Regions from separate parts of the Homo sapiens genome. Here regions 2 and 3 are each linked to region 1. Evidence: chromatin loops called from intact Hi-C (ENCODE). Cell type or tissue: heart right ventricle. All regions are shown on one strand. Links, peaks and the distances in the headings refer to the core of each region. The heading gives the core; the rest is flanking DNA.

Evidence for each region. Peaks named below come from ENCODE experiments on the same cell type or tissue, not always from the same donor. Only the 100,000 strongest peaks of a DNase experiment are listed, where the experiment ranks them.
Region 2: it touches region 1 in a loop (3-fold over the local background); 74 of 110 quality-filtered maps call a loop at or near these places.
Region 3: it touches region 1 in a loop (4-fold over the local background); 45 of 110 quality-filtered maps call a loop at or near these places.

The regions. Positions count from the first base shown.
Region 1 is chr14:25,046,886-25,052,892 of GRCh38, forward strand. It overlaps STXBP6 (syntaxin binding protein 6), which reads right to left and starts at 3,262. Exons shown (of 6, transcript NM_001394410.1): 1 at 2,993-3,262. It overlaps LOC124903295 (a long non-coding RNA gene), which reads left to right and starts at 3,459. Exons shown (of 2, transcript XR_007064091.1): 1 at 3,459-3,549; 2 at 5,341-5,705. In heart right ventricle, for the core only: no CTCF peak of the experiment used is centred there; DNase peaks (open chromatin) are centred at 1,896, 2,476, 2,792 and 3,236; H3K4me3 peaks cover 4,016 bases; H3K27ac peaks cover 3,419 bases.
Region 2 is chr14:24,815,171-24,821,177 of GRCh38, forward strand. STXBP6 (syntaxin binding protein 6) reads right to left here. Exons shown (of 6, transcript NM_001394410.1): 5 at 3,867-4,024. LOC124903293 (a long non-coding RNA gene) reads left to right here and starts at 3,188. Exons shown (of 2, transcript XR_007064089.1): 1 at 3,188-3,723; 2 at 3,820-6,007. In heart right ventricle, for the core only: a CTCF peak has its summit at 2,817 (motif pointing right); DNase peaks (open chromatin) are centred at 1,235, 2,074 and 2,748; H3K27ac peaks cover 3,390 bases.
Region 3 is chr14:24,732,149-24,738,155 of GRCh38, forward strand. No RefSeq gene overlaps it. Among named protein-coding and RNA genes, the nearest start is that of GZMB, 100 kb to the left of the region's middle. In heart right ventricle, for the core only: a CTCF peak has its summit at 2,944 (motif pointing right); a DNase peak (open chromatin) is centred at 2,951.

The sequences.
Region 1 (6,007 bases), core at 542-5,541:
TCTACCCTCTTAGAGACGAAGAGAGGGTCTCAGCCACTGCCAATGCCACTACCATTCTCCAGAAGGAATGAAAGGGCTTTGCCAGGTCTAACCACCATGGGACATTTGTCGTGGGGTGTACTTCATGCTCCTTCCAGGGCCTGGGTAAGCTGTCCATTCGGAAAAGACACCACTGCAAATTCTTCTTAAACTTGTTCCCTAGGTGATCTATTCTGTCCTCCAACCTTAAGGTTCAAGCTGTCAGAACTGTACGTAACCTCCTTTCCACAAATGTCTGAGGTTTCTCCAAAAAAGGAAATGGGGTAGTTTTTAGATTTTATAAATTATAAAGGTCACCAATCCGGCACTACCCAAGGGTGATCTAAAACCTGAGACTACATATTTTACAGTATGAAAAGAAGGGGGAATCCTACCTCTTTGTAAAATACATCCATTTGAAGAGCAATCAGAATTATTAAACCTAGATAATGGTAAGTGGCACAGGCATTGGAACATAAAATGCCTAAGGAGACTTCCCAACACACCCCCAAAGAAACCTTGTCTCTGTATATGAGCTAGTAAAATAATGGCATTTCACAACAAACGTCATCTCTCTTACTATCTCCCACTCCATAAGTTAGTGATTCTATAGGCATGGTCTGTAGCACCATTAGCATCATCTGGAACTAGTCAGAAATGCTAATTCTTGGGCCTTCACCCTAGACCTAGAGAATCAGAGACTCTGGCAGTATAGCCCAACAGTTTGAGATGTAACAAGCCCTCCAGATGATTCTGATCTGAGAACCACTGCCCTAAGATTAGGGAAGATGCTGCACCTGGGGTGGCTCAGGAGCCTGTGTGAACCCTTTTTAACTGAGTGATAATCTCACCTGTTCTTGCCTTCAATTGATACTGGCTTTTAATCTTCATAGACTGATTTCACAGATTAGGATTTGAGTCCTTAGTTCAAGGTCACTATTAGAGGTCAAGTCAGAGCTCCATTCCAGGATCTGCTGACTTCTTCATCAGCCTTGAGTTTCAAACTAAGGCCTTTCTGACCGTGCCAATTCTGGGGCCTAGGACTCTGAATGTTGATAAGGCCACCCCAGTCATCTCCTAATCTACATCATGCTGCCTTCCTCAGATAAATATGAGGACTGGAGCTCCAATTCTTAAAATCAAAAGAGATGGATTTGAGGATAGAGAAAGAAAAAGGGTAAACAGATGCTTCCAAAGGCCCAAGCAACTAAACCACTTGGTGAGGAGTGGACAGAGAGGAGAGAAGACCTAGATGTCTTGTTATAATTAAGAATTAGCTCATTCAAAACAACTGAGTAAAGAGCACAGAGACAATATCTAAGACCTGAATGGTGCTTTTAAAGTTTTCTTAGCTCTTTTCATTTTCATTATCTCATCTGAGTTTACAACAACCCTGCAATGGAGGGAGGTAAGGCCACGATTATCTCCGTTTGACAGAAGAGAAAACTTAAGTTCAGAGTGACTAATCATTTGTCCATCAGCACTGTCATCAGCTGTAAAGCTGAAACTTGACCTCAAGTCTGTCTGACTCTAGAACTGTGTAGTGTATCCACATTATGTGATTCGCACATCTAGAAATCGGCCCCAAAGCAGACTACCCTCAAGGAAAAAGCAAAGAGAAAAACAGGCAGCAGAATGGTGAGCCCCTAAATCCTGGCACTTGAGCAGTGTGAGGGTGTCCCTTTAAGAACGTAACACACAAACCCAACAGCCAAGGTGTTCAGCCAAAAAAGAAAAAAAGAGAGGCATATTTCTAGCCTGCATAATCATTTCTGGACCGATTCCCACTAGCAGCCTCTGAGACGAACAGCAGCTCACAGCCTCGGCTGAAGCTCCTCCACCCCCAGGGTGGCTCTGACTAGGGCGCAGCTCTGACTAGTGTGCAGGCAAAACCCCAAAACTCAAAACAAGAAGTGAAAAAAGTGGAGCCAGGAAAAATTCGTCGGCATCCTCCACAGCCTTACAATCCGCACAATGCCAGTTCCAGGGTCCTGGGGTCGCCCGGAAGGCAATCTTAGGAGAGGGTGGAATGAGATGGAAGTTCCTGCGGACCTACCGATCCTATTCTCTCCCACCCAGTCCCTAGGGAAGCGTAATAGGAAGGGGAGAAGGTTCGTTATGAAATCCTGGGGCCAGAACCAAGGGCAGATACACCCCGGGGACTTTCTCCTAAAGAACAAGATGTCTTTCCAAATTCTCCACCTGCAGGTCCTGTCCTCTGTGAAGATGAACGGGGTGGGGTGGTGAGGTGGCGGGGTGTTGTAAACCTGAGGAAAGGTTGGAGGGAAAATCAAGCCACCCACCTACTCCAGCCACGTTGCCCGGCGGTGTTGGTGAGGCTCGATGCCGGCGTGCACGGCAAGCGCGAATTCGGAACCTGGCGCCCTTGACCAAGCCTGAGATCGGAAAGGGGGCATCGCCCAGGGCCAGCGCCCTGGGGGCAGGGTGCCGTGCCCGCCAGAAAAGCTCGCCTCAGTTTTGGCAGTAATGATTTTCCTAGAAGATGCCAGAGTTCGCGAAGATCGGAGTGATTCGCGGATTTCTGCGCTCAAGCTAGAGGCGCAGCGACCCCGAGCTCCCCCACACTGGGAGCCTCGGGGCAGCATTCTCGGGGCCCATGCCATCGCGGGGACGGTGCGGAAAAAAAGGCTCCATCCTCAACTTTCTCGGAGGAAATCGCTCCGTTCTGCGGCTTGCCCAATACTGCCCGCACAACGGGTCCCAGGGTTGGAGAGAACCAGGGACACGAGTCCCTCTCTGCGCGCACAAAGCAGCTGCGCCGGGGCGCGCGGCCCCCTCTCCCGCCACCCGCCAACTTGGAAGAATCTCTCTGGGAGCCTGCCTACTCCCCTGGCCTCACAGCCACCCGCCTCGGACGGAGCGCCAGGCGCCCCAACAGCCGTGGCGGCTGCAACCGCATCTCCCGGGCTTGGCCTCCGCCCTGACCGCCTGGCTCCCCTCGCCCCGGTCCTACCGTGCAGCCTGGCTCGCGCCCCTGCCGTGCCAGTGCGCGGCACGCGTCCCAGAGCACGAGGCTCCTCCCCGGGGGGCTGCCCCGCGCGGGGCTCCGGGCTCCGGACAAGGCTTAGCCGGCCCGGGTGCTGGCTCGCCGCCGCTCGCGGCTCCCGCGCCGGCTCCTGCTGCCGCGCGCGAAAAGGGAGGGGTTGGGGGGAAACTCCCGGCAACTCCAACTCCGGGCGCTGGAGCTCCAGCTGCAGCCGCGCGCCCGCCCGCCGCCGAGTGCGAGCGCCTGCGAAGCAAACCTGCCCGCGCGGCCGCCTCTGAGCATGCTCAGTGCCGCCGTGGGCGAGCCCGAGCGCCCTGGCCCGGGGCAAAGAGCAGCGGCTAGGGGCTGGGGGCTGGGGGCCGGGACCCGCGACCCGCCCCAGGCCTCGGAGCGCGGAGGTGGCAGAGGAAGGGAAAGGCCAATGTAGGGGCGGGGGCCCTGAGCCAAAGACCCGGGAGAAACCGATCTGGGTGCAAGAGCCGGTGCGACTTTCACGGCTTGTGGGAAGTTTGTGGGCTAGAAAGGTGGGCTGCTTCTGTGAGCTTCTCTGTGAGACTATATTCGAAAGGACAACCAGGAAACATTTTTTTTTTTCTCTAGGAAAAAACGAATAGACCCAGCCGATGGGTTTTTATCCTGTGCGCTCCTTCCTTTATTCTTACGATAGCAAACTCAAAGATCTAATGGGGCCTGACAGGCACTGTAACTGGGGGAAGGCGAACTGGAGAGAGCTCCGAAGGCAGGGCCGCTTATCTGCTCTCAGGGTCCCTTGCTATCGGGCAAGAATTAGACCTAGTGTTGCTAGATTTTCTGATTTTTCCAGAAATGACGGAGTATATTCATGTACAATATCCTGATTTGTAAAATCTTGATAACAAATTCAATTTTCTCAAAACACCCTGGACTAAACAAAACATATCTGCGTCCCCTCCCTGCTGAACCCCCCAGACAGTGATTTGAGCATTGTGATTCTGCACTCTTTTAGCGAAGTGGTGCTGAGTGCTCACTGTGGTTTGGGAAAGTGCTGGAAAGGATCCAAGATGATTCAGAATATCTTCGAAGTACTACTAGTTACTAGGGGAAATGGGTTTTCCTGACAGTAGAGCGCTACACTTAAATGCTGGAGCGTTCAAGAAGAAAGACGTTACTAATGTAGAAAGCGGTTGTAAGAACTAACTTTTGGGAAACATCATTAGTAAAAGTATCTGTGTGGGGAGTCACTGCAGGGCCGATAACAGTGCCCCGGAAGGCACTTTTGAGCCTGAAGCAATAGGAAAAACCCCTAAACTTACCCTGTCTTTATTTAAAATTTTGTTATTTTTCATCATGCATTTTTGATATTAATTTTGATTTTTTTAAATATTCCATTAAAATATTAACCTTGATTACTGAATTCTTTGGTGAACCTTTAAGTGCTGTGACTCACCTCACCCTAGCCTGGCCCTGTTGGGGTGTTAGATGGTGGTACACAGACCTGCTTGTTTGGAGTGCAAGGGGTAAGCATTAGCATAGTGAAATAGGAAAGAGGGTTTGAGCTGTGGATGGGGGCTCAGGCAGAAGTCCTGACTGTCAGTCTGTGGCTCCTGCACTTAGTTTGTAGACTACGTGGAGATAGCAGAGATGCTGGGGGAGGAGACAATCCGAACTGAATTCTGTGAAGATGGACAGGGCAGCAGACCCAGGAAGATGGTTTGGAGGGGAAGAATGGGAGAAACGGGGATACCTAGGATATCATAAAACTGATACCCTAGGTATCCCCATTTGGTAGCTACAGTTTTATGAAAATCAGAGAAAATTGCCTGAAAAAGTAAGTTTCTTTTGCTCTGCCTATCTCTGTAGAGACATGTCATGGGGCTACCTTAGTGCCAATGAGTAGTGTGCCGGGGTCCTGGTCTTAACCTCAGCCATTTCCCTACCAGGCTTCCATGGGCAAGTGGCTCAACCTCTAAGCTTCACTTTCCTCATCTGTGGAAGGGAAAACAATTCTCATGGCGTTTTTGTGAGAATCCAAAGAAATGTATGTCTAAGGGCTTTGAAAATGTTGAGAGTTCTTACCTACAAGTCATCTATGTAAAATTTGAATTGAAATAAGGGCCTTTTTGCTTGACAAAAGCTCTAAGTAGCAAGCTTCTTTAATTTAGCAAGCCTTTCTAATGTGTTGGGATGATATTTACAAAACTTTGGAATCAGCTTTTGGGTAACTCAATAATTTTGTGAAGTAAGATACTACTGTACTAGCTTCTATTGCCAGTCATCTCCCTCTACTACCTTCCTTTTTTATCTTCACTTGCCTCTTTTTGTTCTCAATATTGCAGATCTAGTCAAGAGGACTCTCTCCCTCTGTACAAAGTGTTCTCTAACTCATGTACCGGTCATCACGGTAGTGTCTGCCTCAAACACCTGGGACCTACCTTAGTGTGGGAGGTGATTCTCCCTGCAGGTAACCTAATTTGTTGCTGCATTCATGGAGAACAAACCACTGCTTATCTATGGGAAGCATTTTAAGCATGCAGACCTCTCAAAGAAAACAAAAACAAAAACAAAAACAAAAAAGACCGTGGATGTTTAAACAAGAAGCCTTCCAGAAGTCATGTAAAGGAGGAAGTACCTAGCCCAGGATCTGTCACATAACAAGTAGTTACAAATATTTGCAGAATAAATAGCAATTTCCATCGTCAAAGTCTTCTGCATCTGTTTCACCTCCCACAGTGCCTAGGATTTTTTTTTTTTTTTAATCACAATAATGGTAAGGTCATAAAGAAGAACAAGAAGAACAGGAACTAAACATTTATGCAGGGAGAGGTTCTGTACTTTAACAAGTGAAATGCTTTGCTTACATTTTAAATTGTATTTTTAATTCTTGTTAGCAAATAATACATGGTATTTAAAAAAAGTTCAGTGCACAAAAGCTCAGTACAAGGAAAAGCAAGTTTCCCTTCTCAAGAAAGACTAATGTTGCCTGTTTCTTGCATATAGTTATAG
Region 2 (6,007 bases), core at 624-5,623, 230 kb before region 1:
AGTCACAGCTGCTCCACACCTCAGCCTCCTCTTATGTCTATAAAAAAGTCTCCAACGCTAAATGCCAATGGATAAATTTAGGTGTCAGAGTTGTTAAAATTTCAAATTTCCTTTTGATATATTTTGTGTTCTTAATATCTCATGGAAAGAGTTCTCTTTCAATGCTATGCATGTAACCTACTCAACCTAAAAAATGATTATAATAAAATCATGACTGATACCAGGCAGATATAGTATCAATATATTACTGTTGATAAATAATAAAATCATGTATTTTATTTTTTATAATACTATTATAACATAATAGTATTATTTTATAATAATATAATATTATATATTATAAGACCTGTGCTCCGAAGACCCAGACCTGAGCTCCTTAGGTAGTAAGGATAGAGGCAGCCATTCCCTCGCAGTGAGAGAAAGGCCACACGCCCTTTCTTCCCCCACACACGTAGGCTAGTGCAAAACAGGGCAAGTCAATGTTTTTTTCTGCAAGAAATGTCATCTGAGGATGTCTGAGTGTGGGTAATGCTCTTGTCTACTGACTCACTGACTATGGCGGGGCCGTCAAAGCATTGCGTCTGCTGCAACATTGTGCTTTTTGGCAAGGGAAAGTGAGCAGATCTGTTTCTGCGATTGTGGTGCACTTTCCTGAGGTTAACTTTGCATGAAGCCCGGAGCTCAAGAAAGGACCACATTTCCTCAAACCAGGCTCACCAGAGTGGAGGTGGGGGAGTCAGTCTAGGAAGGCAGGGCGGAAGGATCATTTTCTATCTGCACTGTAGACAACAAGCACCTGCGTATTTTGAAGTCAGGGTTGTGCAAAAGTGATCCATTGACTCTTGCACCTGGGTCACTGCAGGAGTCCTGGAACAAGTTAGAAGGCCAAGTTATTTTCTACTGGACTCTACAAAGGTGTGCCAAACTCTCCAGCTGGGGTTCGGCACCCTTATTCAACTGGGAGCTCTAGGAGCTGCCACCTGGCATTGCCATTTTCAGCTCAGGACTCTGCCATGTGTTCTGGCCCCCACTTGTAAGCACAGCTTACTCCTTCTGAGTCAACAGAGCCATGCTTGTCTAGGGGGTAGAATGCTTGGGTTCCATCTCTGAACTCTCCCCTCACCAGCAGGCCTGGCTGTGGCTTGTCCAGTAAAATGACAGCTTCATGGTCAGCCTATGCTAGCAGGTCCAAATCAAGAGTCCTGGTCCCTGGGAAAATAGCCACACCTTATCTAAAGAGGTCAATCTGCTTGTTAGGAATACTGCCAGTGCCAGTGATTCATAGGCACACATCCCAGTTTCACACAACTGCAAGTCTGGCCATGACACTCTCTCACTCTCATACACATTAACAGACACTAGTAACCCCTCCTCTTCCCCCCGAGATGACCTGAGGGAGGGGAAACCAAAATAAACACAAGCTGTCCACGCCTCACCCCTCCCGAGTGAAAGCAGGTAACTGCTAGGCATAAATTTTCCCACTGGTCAAGCCAGAGACCCCTTTGCCTTTGGTGGCCGCATTAGTTTCTATCCTGATGGGTCCTGTTTCAAGGGCTGATCTGTGTTTAGATAGTATCAACATTTAGCATGAGGGCCCTCCCACACCCCTTTCCCTTTGGGTTTGGGAGGCACAAAATCTTCTCCTCCATTCCTTCCCTGTCCCTGTGTTGAGGATCCTCAATCACCAGTATCAATTCTCCAATCCCTCTACAGTGCTCATTATGTGACTGAATAGGGCAGGGTCAGTAGAAAAAAAATTTATGAAAATGATTACAAATAATAGTAATTTAGATTTATATGTGCTACATACTGTGCTAATAGCTTTGAACTCATTCAATTCTCTGAACACTCTAGTACGTAGGTACTATTCTCATAAAGAATAGTGCTCTATTCTACTGATGAGAAAACTGAGGCTTAGAGAAATTAAGCATTTGCCCAAGGTCACCAAGATGGTAAATGACAGCGCTATATTCAAACACAAGATGTTAACTACTATTCCATATTGCTTTCCCAATTGCCTCGCAAACTTGGCCACAGTATCAGGGAAACAGGGCTACCAGGGCCAAGAATTCAGGCCATCTGGTTAGGTTATCCAATCCAGTGTTTGTACAGCCCCCTCTGGGAGGGACGCCTACGTGGACGACATCCAGGTATTGTCTATGCCACCTTAGGAAGAGCAATTTTACAATCTTCCTTGGTAACCTGGTTCATGGTTTAATCATTAACCTAAACTCTTGTTTTAGCAGAATTTTATCAGTGCACTATTGATTGCTCTATTCTGTGTGGGAAGACATGAAAGAAAAATGCCTGTACCATCACCCTTCCCAGAACTGAAGACTGTTATAAAGTTATTCCCTTTAGCCTCCTCTACCCAACTCAACAACTTAAATGTTTCCCCAGATTTCCACTATCCGTCTCCCACTGAAATCACGGAAGCTGCTGTTGTTGTTAAAGAAGCTGAGGCTGTAATGCCAGCATTTCCATGTCATCATTATCTCTGTGTCACAGAGGCTGGAGAAAGGAGGAAGGAACTAGGGAGACCTTCAATCCAAGTTCACTCTCTGCCTCTGCACCAACAGCAGCAATCTGAGGCTCTGGCCTCCAGCAGGGCTGTCTGCATTTTCAGATAGATCTAGCCAATTCTCCTTGAAGGAACTCGAAATGGGCCCCACGGGCAACAGTGCAGTAAGACCCTGTCACGACAGAGAATGAATGAGATGACAAGACAGCGCTGTGCAAAGGGGATGCAGGAAGAGAAGGCAGGAGTCATCCACTTAGAGCTGGATCCCCAGCTGGACCTGAGCGTGAGCCTCCAGAAGAGGTCACCGCAACTCAGCTGGGAATATTCTTCTCATTGCTTTTTAGGTTATCCATCCTTGTTTCCTCAGCAGAAGTGGTGTTTCTGTTAAAGCCAGTTATTTTCTTCCCCGAAAGGTCACCTGAAAAGTGTATTTGAAGGGCCAGATCATAAGCCTGACATGCCAACACAAGTCATCAGCAGATGTTGTTTCTGGAAGGCTAAATTCAAACCACTAACCAGAAAAAAAACTGCCCTTTGATCTGAAGCACAACAACAGTAATAAATCCTCTTTATCACCTGACCAACAGGGCCTCTCTTTCCTTTGGTTTGTGACTGCCTTAGATAGCTGGCTGCCAATAAAAACTGCCCCTTTCCCTTCTAAAAGGCACAGTTCTCAGCGAGTATGAGAATGTGCAGAGTGCGCACTCAGTCACGCAGGAAATGCCCTTCTCTGGATTCAGGGGCAGCAGGGAGTATTGCTGACAGCTCAGCGCTGGTCCGGTCAAGCTCAGAGCCCCAGAATTGAGGCCCTGAAATAACAATCGACCCCTCTCCGAGGGAAAACTAGCCCCGAGGTGCGTAGTTCCCTGGGACTGGGGCTTGCTTTGTGTCTGGTGAAGAGATAAGGACACACTGCTACACTCAGGATGAGAAAGGGACAGGATGGAAAAGCAAGCACGAGCAGCCTCACGTCCTCCATGTGTTGGCTAAGTGGGGCAGGGATATTCGAAGACCTGATCTCTTCTCCCCGACCCCCTGTTCTGTGCCTCGATACTTGAGCCCTAAACTTCTGAGCAGGAACTAAAGATGGTCCATAGTTCCTAAAGATCCAAGGTCAGAAGGTCAGAGATACGGCTGAGGACATTAGAAAAGAGCCAAAGAAACCAGGTACAAGAAGAAATTTTCCACGACTCAGGTGTTTAGTAAGTAGCAGATGGGAATTACATAAAGGGGAAATAGCTTAATTTTATATCTCTCATCACAGGAAAATACTGAAATAAAGTTTCTTGGCACTGTAGCTCCCCAACACCCCAGAGCTGAGAAGCCTGCTCCTCTCTTGGCCCACCTTGTGCGCAGTTTCTGCAAACTGCTGGGCGCTGTTCTTCAGGTCTTCTGTCTTCTCCTCTGCTCGGCCTAATCGCTCTCCACGCTCATTCAAGGCCTGGCTTGCCTTCTGCACTGCGCTGGTCACGCTGTCAGCAGCTGAATGGAGGATGCTGTTTCCTGAAAGGAGGAGAGCAGGAGCATCAGAAACTGGCTCAGCTGACCCACAGTGACCAGACTCCGGCAGGGTGAGTATCCTGTAAGAGGAAGGCAGGTCACACTGCAGAAAGGCCGCTCGTCTAGTGTCTAGGAAACAAGCCGACATTTCTTTTGATTGGGTTTGACTGACGCACTTGCAGCAAGAACACCCACTGACTGCAGGACCTAGGAAAATCCTAAATGCTTCTCTATAAACTCATCACTGACATGCCAGTCATTTCCATTCTGCCAGTATTCTATCTGTGGAGGCTCAAAAGGATGGGGCCTGTCTGGATTTACAACTTGGCTTGCAAAGATAAATGAAAACGTTGACAAGTTCACAGAATTAGGCAAGTTCAATGAGACATATCTGGATCTTATGTTATTTCCTTTTGACCTGTGGTTTCGGTGAATAACCATAGGAAAACTGGGACCACAGAACTTTTCTAGATAGAATGCTCTATATTCCTTCCAATGCTTCTTCTTCATTTTACCCCTTCATCCAGCAAGTAAAGAACACCCCAAAATGTACAGCTTCATGTAAGAGCTATGATCCAGTCTCAAAGCTCAGAGTAGATGTGTCTGCTCCCAACCTTGGATTCTGTACCATGGCTCGGATGGTTGGGACTCCTTACCTCTGATCTCTAGTATGTGAAATACGGAGCCTCAGGACCATACTTAACCAGCAGGTACAAAACAGTGATAGAAACCAGCCCTAGAAGAAACTTGGTACTCCCAAACTCAGGAGTGGTGATACCAAGAAGGTTGAAAGCCATTGCATCTCAGAGGGTCATGCATTCCTGACATCCCATTTGCCGGGACTGGGCAGCAAAATTCAATAGTGAAGAACTTGCCAATGCATAAATCACTGAGAAATAGCAACTTGCAAAATGACAACCAAAGGAAATTTATAGCTGTATTTTGTTAACACTGAGTGTGAGATATTTAATGGCATTTTATATAATGACTTTATGTCTTTGAATAAGTTTATTACATCATTTAACTTTGTACCTGGGATGGATACATCTAGCCACAGATAGCTTTTAATAGAAACGCAATTTCCACTGGTCTCAGCTGCAAAGGGTTCTTAATTTCTCCTCTGTGGGCACAGTCTGTGGTTTGTGGAAAAGGATCTCAGGCAAAGAAAGTGCCTGGACTGGAGGAAGCACTTAGTAAATGTTTTTCCATTTTTCTTCTTTAATGGTGGATTTCAAGGGATTCAATTATGCACTGAGGGGAGGAGAATGGGGTTAACTCAGTGTTACTCAGTTGCATCAAGCACTACATGAACCAAGATAAATCAGCACAGATAAATAGGGAGCAGAGGAAATGCAGTTCTAGGCAAATCTGGTTGAATGCAAGGTTGGAATGAAAGGTCTGGGTCTTCAGAACAGATTTAGGAGGAGAAATCTTGGTCCCCTTTGCTTTCATATCATACTCATAACTATGATAATAACCCATCCATGCTGCTCAACACTTGAATAGCACTTTGCAATCATAAAGCACCTTCACGAATATTATCTCACTTGATTGTCACAATTCTGCTGATAGGATTGAGACTAGCAGAGGTTAAGAGGCTTGCACAATACCGTATCACTAGGGAAGTGACATGGATAGCACTTGAGCCTGGTTTCCCAGTGACTTTTCCTTATTCTCTACCTTGTTCTTTGCAGATATGGTGTTGGTTCAGAGAAGCAATCACTAAGACAGAATTGTGCGCAGACTAGCATACAGATAGGTTTTGACAGGTTATTTCCCAAGGTAACGCCTGACCGTTTCTGTCCTCAAGGTACTCCTCTTGGTAAATTAAGAGTTATTACCCATGCCACATGGAAAGTCAAGTTTTCTCAAAAAAGGAAGAGGCCAATGGGGTGGAACAGGAAGATGGGGAAGGGCGCAGAGGAGTTGGGAGAGGGCACAAGAAAATCTCCTTTTCCTGCCTCCTTCCATATATTCACAGCTGAG
Region 3 (6,007 bases), core at 624-5,623, 310 kb before region 1:
CAAAGGAATATGAATCATTCTACTATAAAGACAATGCACACATATGTTTACTGCAGCACTATTTACAATAGCAAAAACATGGAACCAGCCCAAATGCCCATCAGTGATAGACTGGATAAAGAAAATGTGGTACATATACACCAGGGAATACTATGCAGCCATAAAAAAGAATGAAATCAGGTCCTTTGCAGGAACATGGATGGATAAAGCTGGAAGCCATCATCTTCAGCAAACTAACACAGAAACAGAAAACTGAACACCACATGTTCTCACTTATAAGTGGGAGTTGAACAGTGAGAACACATGGACACAGAGAGTGGAACAACACATACCAGGGCCTATTGGAGGGTGGGGAGTGAGGGGAGGGAACTTAGAGGATGGGTAAATAGGTGCAGCAGATCACCATGGCACATGTATACCTATGTAACAAACCTACATGTTCTGCACATGTATCCTGTTTTTTCTTTTTTAGAAGAAATAAAGAAAAAAATCTTATGGAGAAGCTCAAAAATAAGCTTTTATTGTTTTCCTGTGAATACTAGCAGTGGTAAAAAGCATTACTCCAAAATTACAAAGAGGAGCTGTCCTGGTTAATAACTCTGAGTGCCCACAAAGCCCCAAACAAGTTTATGAAACTTTGAGACCAATACAAATGTATACTACAGGCCTCATATTTTGCTGCAGTCTGGTTCTAATTTTCCCTGTTGGGGTCAGGGTTTTGAGACACTACAATGCCACTTTTTAATGATGGTAAATTTTTAGCATTGCCTTCACATTTGGGGGTAGCATCCATTTTGATCCTCTTCCTTATCTTCTCCTTCTCCTTTGCCTTTTGCATTATGATTCTGCCTTCCTTTCTCACCCTTAGGAAGTAGACTTTCAGATCCACTCCAGTGATTAGTTGATGATTGGCGGGGCCTATCCCTTTGAGGATTATTTTGTCTTCTTTTCCATCAAATCCCCTTAGGCTCCAAATCATAGGCCTAGGGACAATATTCTCACTCCCTGTTCTTTATCCTCTCTAAACATCTCTGGCATCTAGCTTTGCACAAAAACTAATACAAAATCAGCACAATCACATTGCAAAACCTTTTGGCAGCACCTGTGCAAGCTGATTGTATGCACATACTATGTCCTGTGATCCAGCAATTACACCACTTGGCAAATACCTAACAAAAAAGGGTATATATGCATGCAAAACAAATGTGTATAGATGCTCATACCAGCACAATTCAGAACAGTAGCTAGAATAGTAACTGGAGTCAACTCATCATAAGAATCGATTAAAAATTGTGGTACATTTATTAATATAGCAATGAGAATAAATTGCAACTAACAACATGAATTTCCCTCACAAAATAATGTTGAGCAAAAGAAACTTGACACAGAAGAGTATATATTCATGTATGTGTATGTGTGTATATTATAAAAATAGGCAAAATTCATCTACGGCATAGAAGTTAGGATAGCAGGGATGGGGCTGTGGCGAATGACAGGAAGGAGACACAACGAGGTCTTCTGGGTGCTGGAATGATCTGTTTCTTGATCTGAGTTCTGGTTAGGTAGTTGTGTTCACTTTGTGTACCTTTCCATTTGCATGTTATATTGCAATGAAATTTTACTTTAAAAGAAAAAAATCACACATTGAAAATCACTCTGAGACACATTCATCTTTTTCGAAAACATACAGCCATTTCTGTACAAAATACAGCCACATAGCAAGCTCAATTCTACCACTGAACAAGCTACTTTTGATTATCATCTTAGCAGTCTTGATTATTAGTGTCAGTGGTAAAGCTTTGTACCTAGCTAAGAGCTTTTCTAGGAGAAGTAAGCATGATACCTGCAGAAATTTTCCAAATGTTTGAGAGCCTAGTATGAGTTCAGGTATTGTGTCAGTCGCCATGGTGAGAACAATGAGTCTCTGGCCTCAGAGGCCTCCTTGGCTATTTCTTTGTTTTTATTATACTTTAAGTTTTAGGGTACATGTACACAACATGCAGGTTTGTTACATATATATTACATGTGCCATGTTGGTGTGCTGCACCCATTAACTCGTCATTTAACATTAGGTATATCTCCTAATGCTATCCCTCCCCTATTTCTTGACTGTCTCACTCCCCTGCCTTTCTCCCCCCGGGCCCCATTCACATACTCTGCTGAGTCTACCATGTTGTGCCATCTCCCTCTCTTTTCTCCTGTGAATACATCAACTTTCTGTTTGTGAGACCATCCTGTAATGCAGTTGGAGGGCAATGGGGCAAGAAGGCAACTGAGAATTGGATTTCAGATATCGCTAATCATGTACCTATGTATGCCACCTCCTAGATACCATCTCCACCCCCACTCTGCTGTTCATCGCTGTTGCTAACCTGTTACCTGAAAACCTAGGCCACGATATGACCAGTTAACACACCAAAGTAATTTGAAGAATTATATGCAAGTAACAAGAAACATTTAGCGATCATCCAGAAGTGCTTACTAGTAAAGTAAGAATATGTCAGAAACATGCCTGTTGTTTAGGTACTGAGATAGACATTCTGACTCTATGGTTCAAAACCTGGGGTCCCTGGATCTCTGTGTAGGAACCAGGTCCTTAAGTTATGTGCAATATGTTAAAAAGTCACAGAAATTGCACACTTACCAACAATATTTTACAGGCTAGGTAAAGTATGAATTTTTATGTTGAACTAGAAATACATAACCTTTGTGTAGTAAGCTTGGTTACTGCATGTTGGTCACAAGTTCTGATTGGCAGTTTTCTATGACTTTAATAGATGCAAACTGGTAGACTAATAAATACGTAATAGACAGAGTTTTTCTGAAAGAAAAATTTCAAAATGTGACGTCTCTGGAGTTAATAAAATAATAAAACGGCTTTTCGGTAGTGAACAATGTGGCAAGTACTGATGTAGTTTCAGACATCTTGCCCTTCTACAGGACCAGCAGAGGGCGCTAGAATTAAATTATTCCCTTGATCCATTCTTGCTTCAAGGACTCAAGAAAAAAAAAGGTGGTGATGATTACAACGAGGCAGAGTCATGTGAAGATGCAAGAGTGACAACATACTGGGCTGGCAAGTCCATTTCATGTAATAACTTCTAAGGAATAGGAGGGGTAGCATGCAACGAGGAACAGTTTTTTTTGATGGCAGTTTTGTTTTTATTACAGTCAATAATTGCTCACAATTGTTTAGAACTAGGGCCTCCCTACTGTGCGTTCATTCAGGACATAGCTGAAAGAATAAGCCCACCTCTGACCCCCTGAAGTGTCATTTCATCAAAAGAGGCAGGTGTGAGTGTGTTGAAACAGTGACGTCTTGGCATTGCTGGGCTTGATTCCTCCTCCTCTTTCCATTGTTCCTCCAAGGATGACCCTGGAGGAATTATTTCTGGCACTAATAAGTAGGAAGGTGAGGTTCTCTTTGATGGGGGTTACAAATCTCCACTTTTTTCTCACCCAGCAGGTATTAGGAAGATGCACCCTGCCGTGCTATCCTGAAGAAAACCTCTGCCCCAGGAACAAACAGTCAGGACAGTCTGGACTCTATTATTTCATTTCTTCCACACAACTAATTGTTTGTTTCTAGAGAAACTGAACATGTGTCATCTTGTTTCACTGCTTTTGGTAACTACACATTTCAGTGATTACTATTCTACAGAGTCACACAGAGTTTCTTTAAGGCACATAACCTACTTAATTATAAGGATTCTTGTATTCATCACTTCTTCACATCTTCAATGGTCCTACTGTTTTCAACTTACTTGCTCAACCTGGATACTAGGCTTCCAAATTAATTTTATTTATTTGAACATGTTTTTATTTTATTCTTTAATTGACATATAATGATTGTACATATTCATGTGGTATGTAGGGATGTTTTGAGACACATAGTGTATAGTGATCAGATTGGGGCAAATAGCATATCTATCATCTCAAATACCTATTATTTCTCTGTGTTGGGAACATTCCTCTAGCTATTTAAGACTATATATTATTATTAAGTATAGTTATGCTACAGTGGTAGAGAATACTGGAACTTATTCTATCTATCTAGCTGTAACTTTATATGTAATTTTATATCCTTTAACACATCTCTCCCTGTCGCTCCCTTACCCCATCCTTCCCAGGCTCCACTATCCTCTGTTTAACTTTTTGTTTCTATAAGATCTACTTTTTTTAGCTTCCACATAAGAATGAGAACATGTAGTGTTTAAATTTCTGTTTCTGGCTTATTTCACTTAACATAATGCCCTCCAGTTCCATCCATGTTGCCTCAAATGAAAGGATTTCTTTCTTTTTTTATGGCTGAATCATATCCCATTGTGTATACAGACTACATTTAAAAAGGCATTCATCTGTTGTTGGACATCTAAACTGACTTTATATCTTGGCTATTGTCAATAGAGCTGCAATAAACATGAGGATACAGATGTCTCTTCAAATATACAGATTTCCTTTTTTAATTAGTCCATTTTCACTCTGCTGAAAAAGACATATCCAAGGCTGGGCAACTTATAAAAGAAAGAAGTTTATTGGACTCACAGTTCTACATGACTGGGGAGGCCTCACAATCATGGTGGAAGGTGAAAGGCATTTCTTACGTGGTGGTGGCAAGAGGGAAGAGCTTGTGCAGGGAAACTTTTGTTTTTAAAACCATCAGCTCTTGTAAGACCCATTCACATTATACAGCACATAAAAGACTTGCCCCCATGATTTAATTACCTCTCACCAGGTCCCTCCAACAACACATGGGAATTCAAGATGAGATTTGCGTGAGGACACAGCCAAACCATATCATTCCACCCATGGCCCCTCCCAAATCTCATGTCCTCACATTTCAAAACCAATCATGCCTTCCCAACAGTCCCCCAAAGTCTCAACTCATTTCAGCATTACATCAAAAATTCATAGTCCAAAGTCTCATCCAAGACAAGGCAAGTCCCTTCCTTCTATGAACCTGTAAAATCAAAAGCAAGTTAGTTACTTCCTAGATACAATGGGGGTACAGGTATTGGGTAAATAAAGCCATTGGGTAAATACAGCTACTCCAAATGGGAGAAATTGGCCAAAACAAAGGGGCTACAGGCACCGTGCAAGTCCAAAACCCAGCTGGGCAGTCAAATCTTAAAGCTCCAAAACGATCTCCTTTGACTCCATGTCTCACAGCCAGGTCATGCTCATGCAAGAGGTGGGTTCCCATGGTCTTGGGAAGCTCTATCCCTGTGCCTCTGCAGGGTACAGCCTCCCTCCTGGTTTCTTTCATGGGCTGGCATTGAGTGTCTGTGGCTTTTCCAGGCACACAGTGCAAGCTGTCTGTGGATCTACCATTCTGGGGTCTGGAGGATAGTGACCCTCTTCTCACAGCTCAACTAGGCGATGCCCCAGTAGGGACTCTGTGTGAGGGCTCTAACCCCACATTTCCCTTCTGCACAGCCCTAGCAGAGGTTCTTTATGAGATCCCTGCCCTAGCAGTAATCTTCTGCCTGGGCATCCAGGCGTTTGCATACATCTGAAATCTAGGGAGAGGTTCCCAAACCCCAGTTCTTGACTTCTGTGCACTTGTAAGCTCAACACCACCTGGAAGCTGCCAAGGCTTGGGGCTTGAATCCTCTGAAGCTATGGCCTGGGCTCTATATTGGCCCCTTTCAGCCATGGCTGGAAAAGGTGGGATGCAGGGCACCAAGTCCCTAGGCTGCACACAGCATGGGGACCTGGGGCCCAGCCTATGAACCCACTTTTTCCTCCTAGGTCTCCAGGCATGCGATGGGAGGGGCTGCCATGAAGAACTCTGACCTGCCTGGGAGATGTTTTCCCCATTGTCTTGGAGATTAACATTCGGCTCTTCATTACTTATGCAAATTTCTGCAGCCAGATTGAATTTCTCCTCAGAAAATGGGATTTTCTTTTCTATCATATTGCCAGGATGTGAATTTTCTGAACTTTTATGCTCTGCTTATAACTGAGTGTGTTTAACAGCACCCAAGCCACCTCTTGAATGGTTTGC